Linked DNA regions of Mus musculus: all the other regions are linked to region 1. The links are chromatin loops, found by intact Hi-C in ENCODE. Cell type or tissue: gastrocnemius. All regions are shown on one strand.

The links. Hi-C counts contacts between places; a loop is a spot of excess contacts. Peaks named below come from ENCODE experiments on the same cell type or tissue, not always from the same donor. Only the 100,000 strongest peaks of a DNase experiment are listed, where the experiment ranks them.
Region 2: a loop joins it to region 1, with 6 times the contacts of the local background. A loop is called at or near these places in 26 of 42 quality-filtered maps.
Region 3: a loop joins it to region 1, with 2.8 times the contacts of the local background. A loop is called at or near these places in 24 of 42 quality-filtered maps.

The regions. Positions count from the first base shown.
Region 1 is chr8:71,439,294-71,444,293 of GRCm38, reverse strand. No RefSeq gene overlaps it. Among named protein-coding and RNA genes, the nearest start is that of Abhd8, 22 kb to the left of the region's middle. In gastrocnemius, no CTCF peak of the experiment used is centred here; a DNase peak (open chromatin) is centred at 2,700.
Region 2 is chr8:71,519,469-71,524,468 of GRCm38, reverse strand. Ccdc194 (coiled-coil domain containing 194) reads left to right here. Exons shown (of 4, transcript NM_001370849.1): 2 at 1,913-2,009; 3 at 2,498-2,630; 4 at 3,087-4,351. The coding sequence ends at 3,234. It also overlaps the pseudogene Gm7850. Among named protein-coding and RNA genes, the nearest start is that of Ccdc194, 3.8 kb to the left of the region's middle. In gastrocnemius, a CTCF peak has its summit at 4,974; a DNase peak (open chromatin) is centred at 2,603; H3K4me3 peaks cover 310 bases.
Region 3 is chr8:71,531,480-71,536,479 of GRCm38, reverse strand. It overlaps Bst2 (bone marrow stromal cell antigen 2), which reads left to right. Exons shown (of 5, transcript NM_198095.3): 2 at 46-121; 3 at 655-694; 4 at 1,688-1,808; 5 at 2,000-2,225. The coding sequence ends at 1,790. Among named protein-coding and RNA genes, the nearest start is that of Bst2, 3.5 kb to the left of the region's middle. In gastrocnemius, a CTCF peak has its summit at 2,081 (motif pointing right); no DNase peak of the experiment used is centred here; H3K4me3 peaks cover 461 bases.

The sequences.
Region 1 (5,000 bases):
CCAGACTGAGGTCTGGCTGTCTTTGCTAGGTAGTGCCACCACTACTGATTCCTGTTTGCTATCCCAACTCTACTGAACTGGACTGCTGGTGTATCCATGAAGTGATTGTAAGTGGATCGAGCTGATGATTTCCAGACAACAAGATGGGATTTGCTCCAAAGAACCATTTCTAAATAGGTCCACTTCCCACATATCCTTTCTTTCCCACTACCTCTGGTGGGTGGTGGGCTACAAGGGAGGTTAAAGTGTTTAAGGACATCTTGTGAGGTTCCTGTGGCTTCTTGCTGATTCTGTAGACTCAGGCCAGTTGGGAAGCCTCACGGTTTTTCTGAATTGAACTGCCTTTGCTGATTCGTATGCGCTGTCTGCCAAATGGTCTGGACTGCAGCTGTTGATTTGTGTGTGGTGTTTGCTAGTGCCCTGGGCTGAGAACAACAAAGTTTGGAATCAGCACAAAGAACTATTTCTAAACAGGTCCACTTCCCCTGTTTCCTAATAACCTTTCTTTCCCACTACCTCTGGTGGGTGGGTGGTGAGCTAGAGGGAGGTTGAACCCTCATTAAAGTAAGTTGAGAAAAATAAATTGCCTCCTTTCCCTGTAAGAAAGTATGCTGGGGGTAGAAACAAGCAGCCAGATGTGGGTGGTGGAAATACAAAGGCCACAGCACTGGTTTGGAATCTATCAAAACTGGAGACCCAGCTTCAACAATGGCCTCAACGGGCCTCAGCTTGGCTAGGCATTGAGATCTAACCCAGTACAGTCAGTGGGCTTAGGAGAAGTGTGTCCTCCTTGGGTGGGGCTCCTGGCTCCCATCCACACCTGTGGATGCAGCTGCTCGAGAGAGGGCAGTACTTCCACCCCTGTACTCACTGTTGCTCTTTTGATTAAAAAAAAAAATGATAAGAAGTGGTGAGATCAGCCCGTGAACCGCTGGACCGCAATGATTCTTCTTTGTTGGTGTCTCCGTAGCCTCCCAGCACTGACTGGAAATGGATAATGGATAATGGTAGACCAGTGACAGGGAGGCCATGCAGCTCAAGTGGGTTCCTGCTTTCAGCTTTTCAGATCATGGCCCCATCCAAGGCTTCACCAAAGCCAACTAATGATCTTTTATCAAGAGGGAATGAGAGGCTTCCTGGGTTTTGAGATATAACTCGAGCCCCTAAGAGGACACCTATGGCCGGGACTAAGACAGCTGCTCCTGGTTTCAGAGAAGGCAGAAGCCTGTAGACACGCACTGATGAGTCATAACTCTGTCTTTTTTTGTTTGTTTGTTTTTGGTTTTTGGTTTTTCGAGACAGGGTTTCTCTCTGTGTAGCTCTTGCTGTCCTGGAACTCACTTTGTAAACCAGGCTGGCCTCGAACTCAGAAATCAGCCTGCCTTTGCCTCCCAAGTGCTGGGATTAAAGGCGTGCACCCCCATGCCGGGCCATAACTCTGTCTTAATTTACACCCAAGTCCACCGGAAAATACCTAATAAAATCTTCAGTGTAGGGATAATCTCTTGTGTACTGTGTGGAAGCATCAGCTGTCAATCAATAAAAAGCAGGTGGCCAATAAAGAAAGGGCAGGGTTAGAAAGTGGGGCAACAACAGAGAGGATCTCTCGGAGTCAAGAGAGAAATATTTGCCACCCAGACTCTGAGGAAGTTGGTCGTATGAAACTGAGTGGTAATTAGCCACGTGGAAGACATAGAATAGTATAAACGGATTAATGTAAGTTACGAGCTAGTTGGGGAACAAGCCAAACCTTATGGCCTAGGCATTTATTCGTAAATAAAATATAGCCTCCGAGTCCTATTCGGGAACTGGGGTGCGTGTGGAAAACCCACAGTTACAAATGGAGTCCATTAAGGACTGTTAGAATCCAGGCTTAGAACCTGAGAAAAAGCCGTGGTGGAAAGGCAGGGCACAAGCACTTCCCAGAGTGTCCTAGCAGGGCAGGGAGGCTAAATCCCTTTAAAGAGAGCAAATGGAGGCCTGGGAGCAGCAGGTAAAGTGTGAGGAACCAGAGCCTCAGTGCATGGCCACGTGGGCAACTTCCCAGAGCTGCTTTGGAGCTACCTGGCGCTGGTGCCGAGTGAACCCCAGCATGCAGAAGTTCGACCGGGAGCTGGGGCGGGCACCTAGGCTCACCAGCTGATGCCCATGGGTGTGAGGCTCGGGTTCTCACGGAAGAGCAAATCGAGGCTCCAGCCCCAAACCCCGCAGGGGCAGCCTGCTAGTAGAACCGTAGGGGCGGAGCCAGCCGCCACAGACAGGTGCTGGAAGAACAAGCCTGCAGATGCTCAGAAGGGCGAAGGTACATGTTCCCCAGAGCTGAGGTGGGACTGAAAAGATCCAAACTTTTGAACTGATAATATCTAAAATTGAAAACATTAAAGAAGAAACAAACACTTAATTTGTAAATAAAAAAATAAGGTCTTCCAAGGAAAAAGAGAAAGGTTTAAAAATATTTGTTTTTCTGTAATTAAAAAAAAAAAAAAAGAAGGAAAACACAACACAATGCATCCGGATTCCACACAATTTTGTTTCACATAATTTCATATATCTTTTTTTAAGAGAAATAAAAGAAAACCGATTTAGAGAATGGAAAGACTAGGAAATTACATGCTAGAGTGGAGGCACTAGAAGAGCTAGAAAACTCTAATTCAGAGTAAAGGAGCGTCAGATGATTCCATTCTAAGTCCTATGCCGCCACCTTGTGACCAGATTGCAGAATGGCAGTCTATTAAATTTCTAGATAGAGACTTATGCTGAATTAAGAATACAAATTCTATTTAACAATGCTACCTAATATCAATGGCATACAGTAGATTATGTGTTCTATTATGTAGAGTTTGGTGAATTAAGATATGTGCATATGCCGGGCGTGGTGGTGCACGCCTTTAATCCCAGCACTTGGGAGGCAGAGGCAGGCAGATTTCTGAGTTCGAGGCCAGCCTGGTCTACAAAGTGAGTTCCAGGACAGCCAGAGCTACACAGAGAAACCCTGTCTCAAAAAACCAAAAAAAAAAAAAAAAAAAAAGATATGTGCATACATTAGTACATTATACAATTGAAACTTACTCAAGATGTCAATATGTTTTTGCCTTCAGTTCTGAAAGGAATGATTCTTAGATTGCACATTTATTAGAGATGGAGGTGATCTTAGAGATGCCTTTGCAGACTGAAGCTGATGATGCTCCAGCATATGTATCCAGAAGAATACAACAATGTTTTAGACACAATGGCATAAAATATGTTACTGGCATGTCTCACAATTCTACAGGTCAAACAATTGTAAAAAGATTTTACTGGACTTTAAAGAAAATGCTCATAGAACAGAATGGGGCTGAGGGATCTCCTGGAGATAACATTAAATATGATTTATGTATCTTTAATTTTATTAATGACAATGAGACAGATAACACAGCTGCTGAAATGTGCTGGATTTTAGAAAGAACTGCAGAATTAGATCAGCCTACATATGTGATAACCTCAGTATGGAATGAAGGAATTGTGTTATTTTGGGGAAGAAATTTGTCTTTGTTTCAACAGAAGAAGAAAATCTATAGATTCCATCAAAAATAATAAAGATTATATTTGACCAGGAGAGACCTCCTGAAGACTTAGGCTACAGACACGAAGGAAGAAAACAGGAAGAACAAAACATGTAAAGTATATGCTGTATATTCCTCGACATGGGAACAGCTTTGAGACTGGCTGAGACAAGAAAATGTCTCCAGCTAGGATTTCAGCTATGCACAGCCAATAAGTCTTGCTGCCTACAGAGTCCTCAAGACTTATCATGCCATCCTTTCAAATGGCATGGATGAAAATTTATATTACAGTTTAGATATACAGTCCAAATTTTGATGCCTTCCTCCTGCTCAAACAAAGAACAGAGAATCTTCTTTAACTGAATTGCACACAGTGAACATTCCTTACATTTTTAATGCAGAAACATATATTACCTTTGAAGTTTACATGTTTACAAAACAAACAGACCAGAAAACAAAGAACACAAAACACATAGCTCAGGTGATCCAACTTCGACTGCTCCAATAGCTGTTTCCTCAAAATCTGCACCCAGGACAACTTCAAAATGCTAGCTTGGGCTGGAGAGATGGCTCAGCAGTTAAGAGCACTGACTGCTCTTCTGAAGGTCCTGAGTTCAAATCTCAGCAAACACATGGTGCTCACAACCATCCATAATGAGATCTGATGCCCTCTTCTGGTGAGTCTGAAAAGAGCTACAGTGTGCTAACATAATAAATAAATCTTTGTGCTGCAGTGAGCAGGGCCAGAGCGAGCAGAGGTCCTGAGTTCAATTCCCAGCAACCCCACGATGGCTCACAACCATCTGTACATCTACAGTGTACTCATATATATATATATATCTTTTTAAAAAAATGCTAGCTCAACTGGTCCAGCCTCCCAGAGACTGTTGCAGCCAGGGTTTCAGTTGCTGTGCTTTCCCATCACACAGAGATTGGGAAAAAAATGTCACAGCTTTTTAGGACTTGGCCAATATCCTAATTTTCTTAGGTTCTTCTACTGGCTGTTGTGTATCAACTTGACACAGGCTGGAGCTATCACAGAGAAAGGAGCTTCAGTTGGGGAAGTGCTTCCATGAGATCCAGCTGTGGGGCATTTTCTCAGTTGGTGATCAAGTTGTAGGGCCCATTATAGACAGTGCCATTCCTGGGCTGGTACTCTTGGGTTCTATAAGAGAGCAGGCTGAGCAAACCAGGGGAAGCAAGCCAGTAAGTAACATCCCTCCATGGCCTCTGTATCAGCTCCTGCTTCCTGACCTGCTTGAGTTCCAGTCCTGACTTCCTTTGGTGATGGACAGCAATGTGGAAGTGTAAGCTGAATAAACCCTTTCCTCCCCAACTGCTTCTTGGTCATGATGTTTGTGCAGGAATAGAAACCCTGACTAAGACAGTTCTCAAAAGAGATCGTCTCCTCAGACAGCAGAAAGCAATTTCTAGAGACTGATGCCCTATTGCCAAAAA
Region 2 (5,000 bases), 80 kb before region 1:
TCAGCTTAGCTGCGCCCCCTTCGAAGGAGTCTTCCAAGGTGTGGCTGAACATTCAGGGTTTGGGAAGGGCAGAGTCCCACTCCGTTTTAGTCCTCTCTGTAGGCTGGGGACTGGAGGGCAAGGCGAGCCGGGTCGGTTGTGGGCTGCTTCAGCTCTGGGGCTCCTCCGGAGCCTCACCACCCTCTTCCCCAGCACTGTCGGCTGTCCACAGCGTCAGGTTGTCTCTCAGGAGCTGCATGATCAGGGTGCTGTCCTTGTAGGAGTCCTCACTTAGGGTGTGCAGGTCGGCCATGGCCTCGTCGAAGGTGGTCTTGGCCAGCGAGATGGCCTCCTCGGGGCTGTTGGCTATCTCGTAGTGAAAGACTGAAAAGTTCAGGGCGAGGCCCAGGCGGATGGGGTTGGTGGGCGGCATCTCCTTCTTGCTGATGTCCATGGCCTCCTGGTAGGCTGACCGGGCAGAATCGATGATGCGCTTCTTGTCATCGCCAGTGGCCACCTCGGCTAGGTAGCGGTAGTAGTCACCCTTCATCTTCAGGTAGAAGACGCGGCTCTCTGCATCTCCAGTCCCTTTGATGAGGTGCGAGTCCAGCAGGCCGAGCACTGTGTCGTACACACCTCTGAGCTCGGTCTCTACCTTCTCCCGGTACTCTTTCACCTCGGGGCCCTTCTCTTCTGACCCCTCCTCATTGCTCTTCTGCTCGAAGCTGGACAGGACCCTCCAGGCCGCTCTCTGGCCGGCCACCACGTTCTTGTAGGCTATGGAAAGCAGGTTTCGCTCCTCGCAGGAGAGCTCCTCGCCCTTTTTTCACGGTGCTCTTCATGAAAGCTGCCATGTCTTCATACCGTTTGGCCTGTTCAGCCAACTTGGCCTTCTGGATCAGACTGGCTCTCTCCATGACTGCGAGACGGGAGAACTGGCTGTCTCGAGAGTAACGCTGGGTTCTGCGGCTCCCGATGGCTATGTGCTTTTCTGTGTCACAGTTTATACATCTAATTTCTTTTTTTTAATTAATATTTATTTATTATATGTAAGTACACTGTAGTGTGTCTTCAGACACTCCAGAAGAGAGAATCAGATTTTGTTACAGATGGTTGTGAGCCACCATGTGGTTGCTGGGATTTGAACTCGGGACCTTTGGAAGAGCAGTCGGTGCTCTAAACCACTGAGCCAGCTCACCAGCCCCTATACATCTAATTTCTTTGGTGGCCGCTGTTCTGTGAGGGAAACACAAGACTTAAGGAATGTTGTATCCTAAAGCTACGCCTCCAGCCCCTCACTGGGAAATTCCAGGGAGGGGCTCCACTCCCGAGCCACGCCCCTAGCCCGGTTTTTACTTTTTTACTTCAATTTTGATGGAACCTGACTAAGGTGCCCAGTATGTCCTAGAACTCAGGCTGAGGCCATGCCTGGCTGGAACTCCTGATCCTTCTGCCTCCACCTCCCAAGTGCTGGGATGACTGGAGTATCCTGTCATGTCCGGATGACCTCTGTATTTTAAATCTCAAAATGTCAGGGCAAGTTGAGGCAGAAGAACCACACCTCTGAGTACAGCTTGGGGTACAAAACATCAGGGCTCTAAACCAATACAGGAACAATACAGATGGCCTCCATCTGCTCTCAGCCTGCCTGGGAGAAAGGCATGAGGCAGCAGAGGTCATAACTGCCTACCAGGGTGGGCATGCTGACTGCCCTGCTAGCTGGAAGATGCTTTAAGGAAGCCAGGTCTCTTTTAAAAGAGGGACCAATGTGAGCCTCGGGATACCAGACATTGTCACAATCAGATCTGCCTGAGCTGGTGGCAAGTCTTAGGTGGAGTACACAGACCTAAGCATTGCCTGCTTTCAGAGTCAGGGCAGAACTCTGTGAGCTCCCTCTCTGCCCCCTTCTTCCTCCCCTCTTCCTTGTCTGCAGAGTCGGCTTCAGACCCAACTAAAGGCCCTGAAGATTGAGATGGACCAGGCCAAAGTCAGAGGCACGCAGATGGGGCTGGAGAATGGAATGCTGACAGGTGGACTGGGGTGTCAGGGGATGGGTCTGAGGGTGGGAGAGATTGCAAATGATTCGCTTAGTGCATGGGCCTGCAAGCACAGTGCAAAACATCTGAAAAAGACATTTAAAAGAACTCAAGTACAACTTGCAAGGGCAAGAAAATAGAAATAGGCCTGCAAAAGACTTGAAAATAATACAAACCAGGCTGAAGCTATGGTTCAGCACATAGAGTTTGCCTAGCATGCATGCAGCCCTAGGTTCAGATCAGCATGCATAAACCAGGCTTGGTGGTGTGCACCTGTCACACCAGGATCCAGGAGGCTGAACCAGGAAGATATCTGTGAGTTGAGGTCAGCCTGGGCTACATGAGACTTTGTCTCCAAAAATTAATAATAATTCTAAAACGATGGTGATGCCAACGACGGCGATGATGAAGATATAAAGTCATGTATATTTTAAGTTAAGCATGCACATGGTCCGCAGACTCAGTCAACCTGTCCCCTGCAGAAGCCTTGGTGCGCTGGGAGGCGACAGCCACTGAGTCCAAGCAACAGCTGGAAGAGGCACTGCAACGCGCAGGCGCAGCAGAGGCAGCCGGCGAGGCTTGTGTTAGCCGCGAGGTGGCGCTGAGGGAGCACATGTGAGTTAAGGGGTGAGACGTACAGGGCCGCTGGCCAGTGACTATGTAGAATGTAGTTCTTTAGGCCAATCTGTGTTTAGGAGCGTGGCTTAAGTATGGCCCTCTGTATGGGGAGGGAAGGATGGCCACGTGGGCGGGTCTTGGAGATGAAGTTGAAAGTAGATTGGGATGGTGAGGGCATAGGTCGTCTGGAGTGAGGGTCTCTAGGGTGTCATTTGGGGAATAGATGTGGGGCTCCAGGAAGGGAGGAGCGGGGAGAAAATACAAGTTTGCAAGGAAAAGGAGTATGGAAGGAGAACGTCAGTGCTTTGGCGAGGATCTTCCAGGGGAGGGACCGGAGTCCCTGGGGAGGGGTCTCTAGGATGTTTGGAAGGACATGGGGAGCCCTGAAGGTGTAATTTCCCAGATGGACACAGTGACGGGATGTCAGGAGCTCATAGTACCTCCTTTCTGTAGTTATGCTCTGGAAGCTGAGCTTGGCACCCTGCGGAAAGAGTCGCGCCTCCGACCCCGCTCTGGATCTAGGACCAAGCCTAGCATCAGCCACCGCCCAAAGTCTGGATCCACTAAGGGATGCAGGAGGCCACCTCGAGATCCCCAATAGGATCCCCATGGGAGCCTCGGGCCAGGATGGTCAGAGTGTTTTAGAGGCGTGGCTCACAACATCCACGATCAACTTAACACCCAAGACTTGCCTAGGTGGCAGCACACAGATACAACCAACCTCTCCACGGGAGCACCCAGTGCTAGATCATCACATAGGGAAACTGAGGCTCATTTACTCAGGCCCTGATGTCCCTGGTAATCAAGACACAACATTTATCTCATAGTTGATGCTGGGCTCACCCAGTTGGAGCACGCAGAACTCCAGGTGGGATTTCAACAGAGAACAGAGGCACACGAAAATGAGGCTTGCAAATTCTAAGAAGCCTTGAGGATCAGGGGCTACATGAAGATGCCTGGAGGAGATGGCCACGGGACAAGAAAAAACAGTGTAGGAAGGGGACCTGGCTGGGTCACACATCGGGGAAAGGGCTCTCTCTGGGACTCAAAAGAATCATTGACAAGTCAAACAATACCTCACCCTCCCGTCTACTCTCCTCCTTTCTCTCTCTTTCCCTTTCAACTAGTCTCCCTCTGATATCACACTAGCTTAGCCTTGGCTGCCCTTGAAGGTACACAGCACCATGTCCTCCTCAACAATCTCGTGTTTGCTTTATTTCACAGTTTGTGAGCCTTACAACTCATATTTAACAGGGTTTTTCTGAGACATCTTCCTATGTAGCTCGTGTTGGCCTGACAAACACCTCCCTCCCTCTGCTGACTTTAGGAGCACTTTACCAAACTTGGCTCAGTTTCCCCGTTTATGCACATTTAATGTGACTTATCCAGAATTTCTGGATATTTTCCATCAAGATTTACTCTTCATTTGTTTCTGAGACAGCACATAGCAGGCAGGACCAGTACCACAAACACCTCCAGTCTCTGACCCATGAGGACTGAGGCTTGGGGGAAGGGAGCTGGAGAAGCAGCTTAGCGACTAAGAAAACCTGTTGTTCTTGCAGACACCCGGGGTTGCTTTCACAACCACATCACAAACATGGGAAACTCTGGTCCCAGGGGATCCAGCATCCTCCTCTGAGCTACTTTGGTACCACATACAGAAGTGTGCATATACATGCAAGAAATGAGTATATACAAATAAAAACATTTTAAACGTTTGTTTGTTTGTTTGTTTGTTTGTTTGACACAGGATTTCTCTCTATAAAGCCCTGGCTGTCCTGGAATTCACTCTGTAGACCAGGCTGGTCTCAAACTCACAGATAACCATCTGCTTCTGCCTCCAGAGTTCTGGGGTTAAAGGCTTGTGCCACCAGGCCTGGCCAAAATACAAAACAAAACAAAACCTTTCTTTTATACACCCACAAACACAAAATGAAGAGGATCTTGTCATCTCAGGGCTGGGAGACAAGAAGGCTGAGACCCAGTCCCACCTGGGCTGTCTGGTGAAACTGTTAACAAAAGTAAAACAAAGCCCAAACTGTGTAAACACATTATGTTGGCTCCACTGTACAGATGCACCCTCTGGAGGTTTGGAGAGATGGCACAGAGTTAAAGAGCTCTGGCTGTTCTTATGGAGGACCCAAGGTTGGGTCCCAGCACCCACAACCAGTGGCTTGCAAGCGTCTGTAACTCCAGCTTCAGGGACTATGACTCCCCCATGTGGCCTCTGTTGCTACTGCACTGACTTGCTCATAACCACACACAGATACTATATATATATATATATATATATATATATATATATATATATATATATATATATATATATATATATATATATCCCTGAGGATAAGAATTGTAACTCAG
Region 3 (5,000 bases), 92 kb before region 1:
GCCAGGACAACAGCCAACCCATGTTTGTGCCGCTTTTCTGATCAGGTGACCCTTCAGGAGTCCCTGGAGAAGAAGGTGTCTCAAGCCCTGGAGCAGCAGGCCCGCATCAAGGAGCTTGAGAGTGAGAGGGGGGCAGGGGGAGGGGGAGGTCCAGTGGAGCTGGGAGGGAATAGCTTAGGCCTCCAGGTTGGGACTTGGGGAGAGGTGCTGACCCACATGAAGGGGTGGCAGGGTCATGAGCCCACTGCTTGGAAGTTTGGTTTCTTCCCAGAGACAGACAGAGTGCCAGGGATGAAGGAATAAAGCTTGGGGAGTGGAAGTAGGGGTTTATGTCAGCAGAGAGCAGAGGGTGGGTAGGAAGAACGTTGTCAGGAGGGTGGAGGCCACAGATCTGCTGGGTTTCCCAAGTGTTCTCTAAACTGGTGCTTCTACAGCCCTGCAGAAGGCCTTAGGCTGGCCTTCCTTTGATTCCTTTCTCCTTATTACCCCACCCCCACCCCCTCTGCCTGACCACACTGGCTGCTGTGTGGCCTTGGTGGTTAGATGCATCCCAGGTGTTCCCTTGGGGTGCTCTGGCTGTCCCCGCCCTCTCCCCCTTCTGGCTGCTCACTTAGCAGCAGTATACCGACCAGCCCTCTGCTTGTGTCATCGCAGATGAAGTCACGAAGCTGAACCAGGAGCTGGAGAATCTGAGGTTAGAGACAGCTCTCCCTGCCCACCGCCACCCACTCCCCTCCAGACTGCACTTCCTTCAAAAGCTGGGCTCCACTTGGCTCACACAGTCTACAGCTCAGGTGTGAGCTGTGAAGAAGGCCTAATCAGGAAAGCCTACACCACCACCGTGGGGTGTTGAGGACCTGAGGCTGAATACCCAGCACCCACTTACAGATTGGCTGGAATTATATGATTGGAGCTCCATTCTGGAGGACAGACAGAAATATCCTGGAGCTCACTGCCTAGCCTGGTTAGCCCAAACAGTGAGCTTCATGTTCAGGGAGCAACGCTGAACATCTCTGGCCTACACATGCACCTACACAAATGAACACATAACAGCTTGTACACACAACACCCCTACACACACACACACACACACACAAAGAAAGCCCATCATGTGTCTGAGTGAAGAGTTTCAGAGGGCCGGGCGGTGGTAGTGCACAAACGCATTTAATCCCAGCACTTGGGAGGCAGAGGCAGGGGGATCTCTATGAGTTTGAGGCCTTCTTGGTCTACAAAGCGAGTTCCAGGACGGCCAGAGCTGTCAGACAGACAGAGAGACCCTGTCTAGAAAAACAACAGCAGCAGCAACAGAAAGAATACAAATCAGAGCAGGCAGAAGAGGCGACTCAGTGCCTAGAGCACTCGCAGAGCAAGCCAACAGCTAGAGTTTGATCCCCAGAACCGACGTGCATACCTCTGACTCCATCCACATGCCACACATCGCACACAAAGTAAAATAAAATTTAAAAAGAATAAAAATTGAAGCAAAGAAAACATGAATTTCAAAGACTAATAGTAGGGCTAAGGACCTGGTAGGACTCCTGCATAGAATCCTCAGAGAGGGGCTAGGGGCATGGCTCAGGGGTGGAGTTCATGTCTAGAATCCCCCAGTTTCATCCCAGTCCAGGAACATATAAAAAGGAAGCAGATCAGCTAGACTCAGGTGACCTCTGCCACTCTCTCTACCCAGGATCCAAAAGGAGACTTCTAGCACAGTGCAGGTGAACTCTGGCAGCTCCATGGTGGTCTCCAGCCTACTGGTGCTCAAAGTGTCACTGTTCCTGCTCTTTTGAGGACTCATTAGTTGGCAGGTGAGGGACCCAGTCCAGGGGAACTTGTGAGGACCCCAGACCCACGGGGGCAGGGGGGTTGGGGATGGGGTGAAGAGGCTATGCATGTGGGATATACTTGGGCCCAGAGTGGCCCAGCTCAGGGAGGAGGCATGGCTTGAGGTGGCGGGGGCAGGGTGGCAGTTAACCTTTGAACCTTCCCTTTTTCCCAGGTCACAGTTGTTTGAAGTCACTATGGGTCATAGTGACTCTGGAGAGGTCCTGGCAGCCCTGAGGATGTGGAAACCACTAGGGGGCTCCAGATTGGGTCTTCCTCCGCAGAACTTTAGGACTGGGGAGTGGGGAGGGAGTTCTGCTTTATTGCTTTTGCAGTTATTGGGGGGGGTCACATATTTCTGGTGTCTTTGACCTGGAAAAATAAAGTAATTTAAAAAGAAAGAGCTTGCTTCTAAGTTGCTAGTATCATTGGGTGCCTGGCTTCCCTGCTCTGCTTCCCCACAGTCAGGGGCCACCCTACAAGTTGAGGTGGACACAGTGTTGCTAATCACACCAGTCCCCCCCCATCCTATCTGCTGGAATCATCAAAAAAGTCTGCAACAAGAACAGGGAAACGCCAGGGCCAAAAAGGGGGAGTGGGCGGGTAGGGGAGTGGGGGTGGGTGGGTATGGGGGACTTTTGGTATAGCATTGGAAATGTAAATGAGCTAAATACCTAATAAAAAATGGAAAGAAAAAAAAAAAAGTCTGCAACAGACGGTGGAAGGGAGAGGGTGGCAGCTGGCTCTCAGATCTGATTGTCTCTCTAAGGAGAGAGCAGCCTGAGACCAGAATGCCTCTGCTGCTCCTTGGTCTCCTGCAGCAAGTCTGAGCTGGGGTTTCTATTAGTCAGGGTTCTCCAGAGGAAAGGGGTAGAGAGAAAAAGATCAGAGAGAGCGGGGAGGCTCACAGGCTCTGGTCCCCAAGTTGAAGCCTGCTCCCTAGCTTAAAATCACCCATAGTGTGGCTGTAGCCCTTGTTTCATGCCTGCCACATATTTCATATTGCTAAAGAAACAGAAACAAACAAACAAAACCTAGCTTGACTGGAGACATAGAAAAATAGTTCGGCTCAGAGCAAGGTCAAGTTGACCATATAGTGAGGCTTACGCTTCTTGTTTTTGGAAATTCCCCAACCATAGCTTTAGCCCAGGCAGCTTGAATTATTATGTCTAAACTACTAAAACAAAACAAAACAAAACAAAACAAAAACTTGGTGACTGGCTAACCACACTACAGCCCTCTCCACACAGGCTTTATGGGCTCAGTATGCTTTTTTCAGTATAAACTGATCCCCCAAAACAGTAGTTTTGGCTTGTGAATCTGTGCTATGGCCCTGATCAGTCAGTCTTGGGTCAATAAATCAGCCCCATTTAACTGAGATGGGTGTCGGAGCAGTTTGTGTGGTGGTTCCCAGACCCTAAAAGTTCCAGATAATCCAACAATGGCTGTCTACCGCCAGAAGACCTTTTCTTATTTGTCTGAGAATCTTTCTGCTTATATAGATAGAACAAAACTTTAGTAAGCCTCTTACCTACTTCATGCCTGGAACACCATGACTAATTAGCCAGTACCAGCGATCCAAATGAATCATGCCACTATAGAATTCACTTTGCCTGTGCTGTCTATTACAATACTATGGTCACCTTGCCTCTGGCCATTCAGAGCTGCCCTGGCCCCTGCTACCTGGGGACCAACTAAACCCTTTCATTTAATTCACCCAACTGTGTGCATGTAGTTTTATGCTACCTGCCTTTGCTCTAGGAAATGACCTCACCACCAGTCCCCTCCCTCCCAGCTTCCCTTGAATCCTTGGATAAAACACACACACACACACACACACACACACACACACACACACACACACACACACACACAGTTGTTCATTTTCAACTTGCCATAGGACACAATTGCTAGGTACCACTATCTCCTGCCTGGAAAAGAATGCCCTTATCAAGACTATTAACTCTGTACCTTTCACCTGCCCTAAACTTCAGTGGCTACTCCCATCCCTGACCAGCCACCTGTGGTAGTGGCCACAGGCCCCAGTTCCTCCTGAGACCTCACATGATTGCCTGATTCTCCTGTCTCTAAAGCATACAGAACCCTGTTCTCCCTCCTCGCATCTCCCTGCCTGCCTCTAGGGACCCAGAAGTTCTACCTGTCCCTTCTACCCAGCAATTAGCCCATAGCTTTCTTTACTGACAGATCAAGAACCAATTGGAAACTGAGGAGCAGAGTCTTGAATCCTTAAGGTCTGGCACAAGGCTCCCCATTTTTCATCTCAAAGGATTCATGAAGGGTGTGTCTTCTGGGCTTTCCCATTGTGGAAGATTAGGTTTTACACAGTGTACCCACTCTAGCATTGCAGTTTCCCTGAGCCTTAAAATTTCTTCATAAACTGGGAGGTAGTGACGCACACGTTTAATCCCAGCATTGAGGAGGCAGAGGCAGGCAGATTTCTGAGTTCGAGGCCAGCCTGGTCTACAGAGCAGACAGCCAGGACTACGCAGAGAAACCCTGTCTCGAAAAACCAAAAAAAAAAAAAAAAAAAAAAAAAAAGTGATGTCTATTCGAGTGGCAGACAGAGTGATGAATCAGAAAAGATTTGACAGGGCCTGGAGAGCTAGCTCAGCAGTTAAAAGCACTGACTGCTCTTTCAGAAGTCCTGAGTTCAATTCCCAGCAACCACATGGTGGCTCACAACCACGATGCCCTCTTCTGGTGTGTCTGAAAACAGCAACAGTATACTCATATACATAAAAAATATTTTTAGAAAGAAAGAAAGAAAGAAAGGAAGGAAGGAAGGAAGGAAGGAAGGAAGGAAGGAAGGAAGGAAGGAAGGAAGGAAGGAGAGAGATTGATTTGACAGAATAGGATCTGCCCAACTCTCAGGAGAACAGAGAAAAAAGAGGCCACTTAAGAGCAATCAGTGCAGAGAGAAGGCAGTTTTAAGGGAGAGTTGTACAGAGAGAGAACAAGCTAGACACAGGTGAAGCCAGAGCAAGCCAGAGAAAGAGAAGCCAGAATAGATTGCAAAAATTAATATGAAGCTAACCAGAGCAATTCAGTCAGAGGCCAAGAAAGAAATCAGATCAGATCAGTTAGTGTGGAGTTTGAGCCAGCTGAAAGAACCTAGTGGGGAAACCCCCACTCAACTCCCGATTCGGCGTGCACCC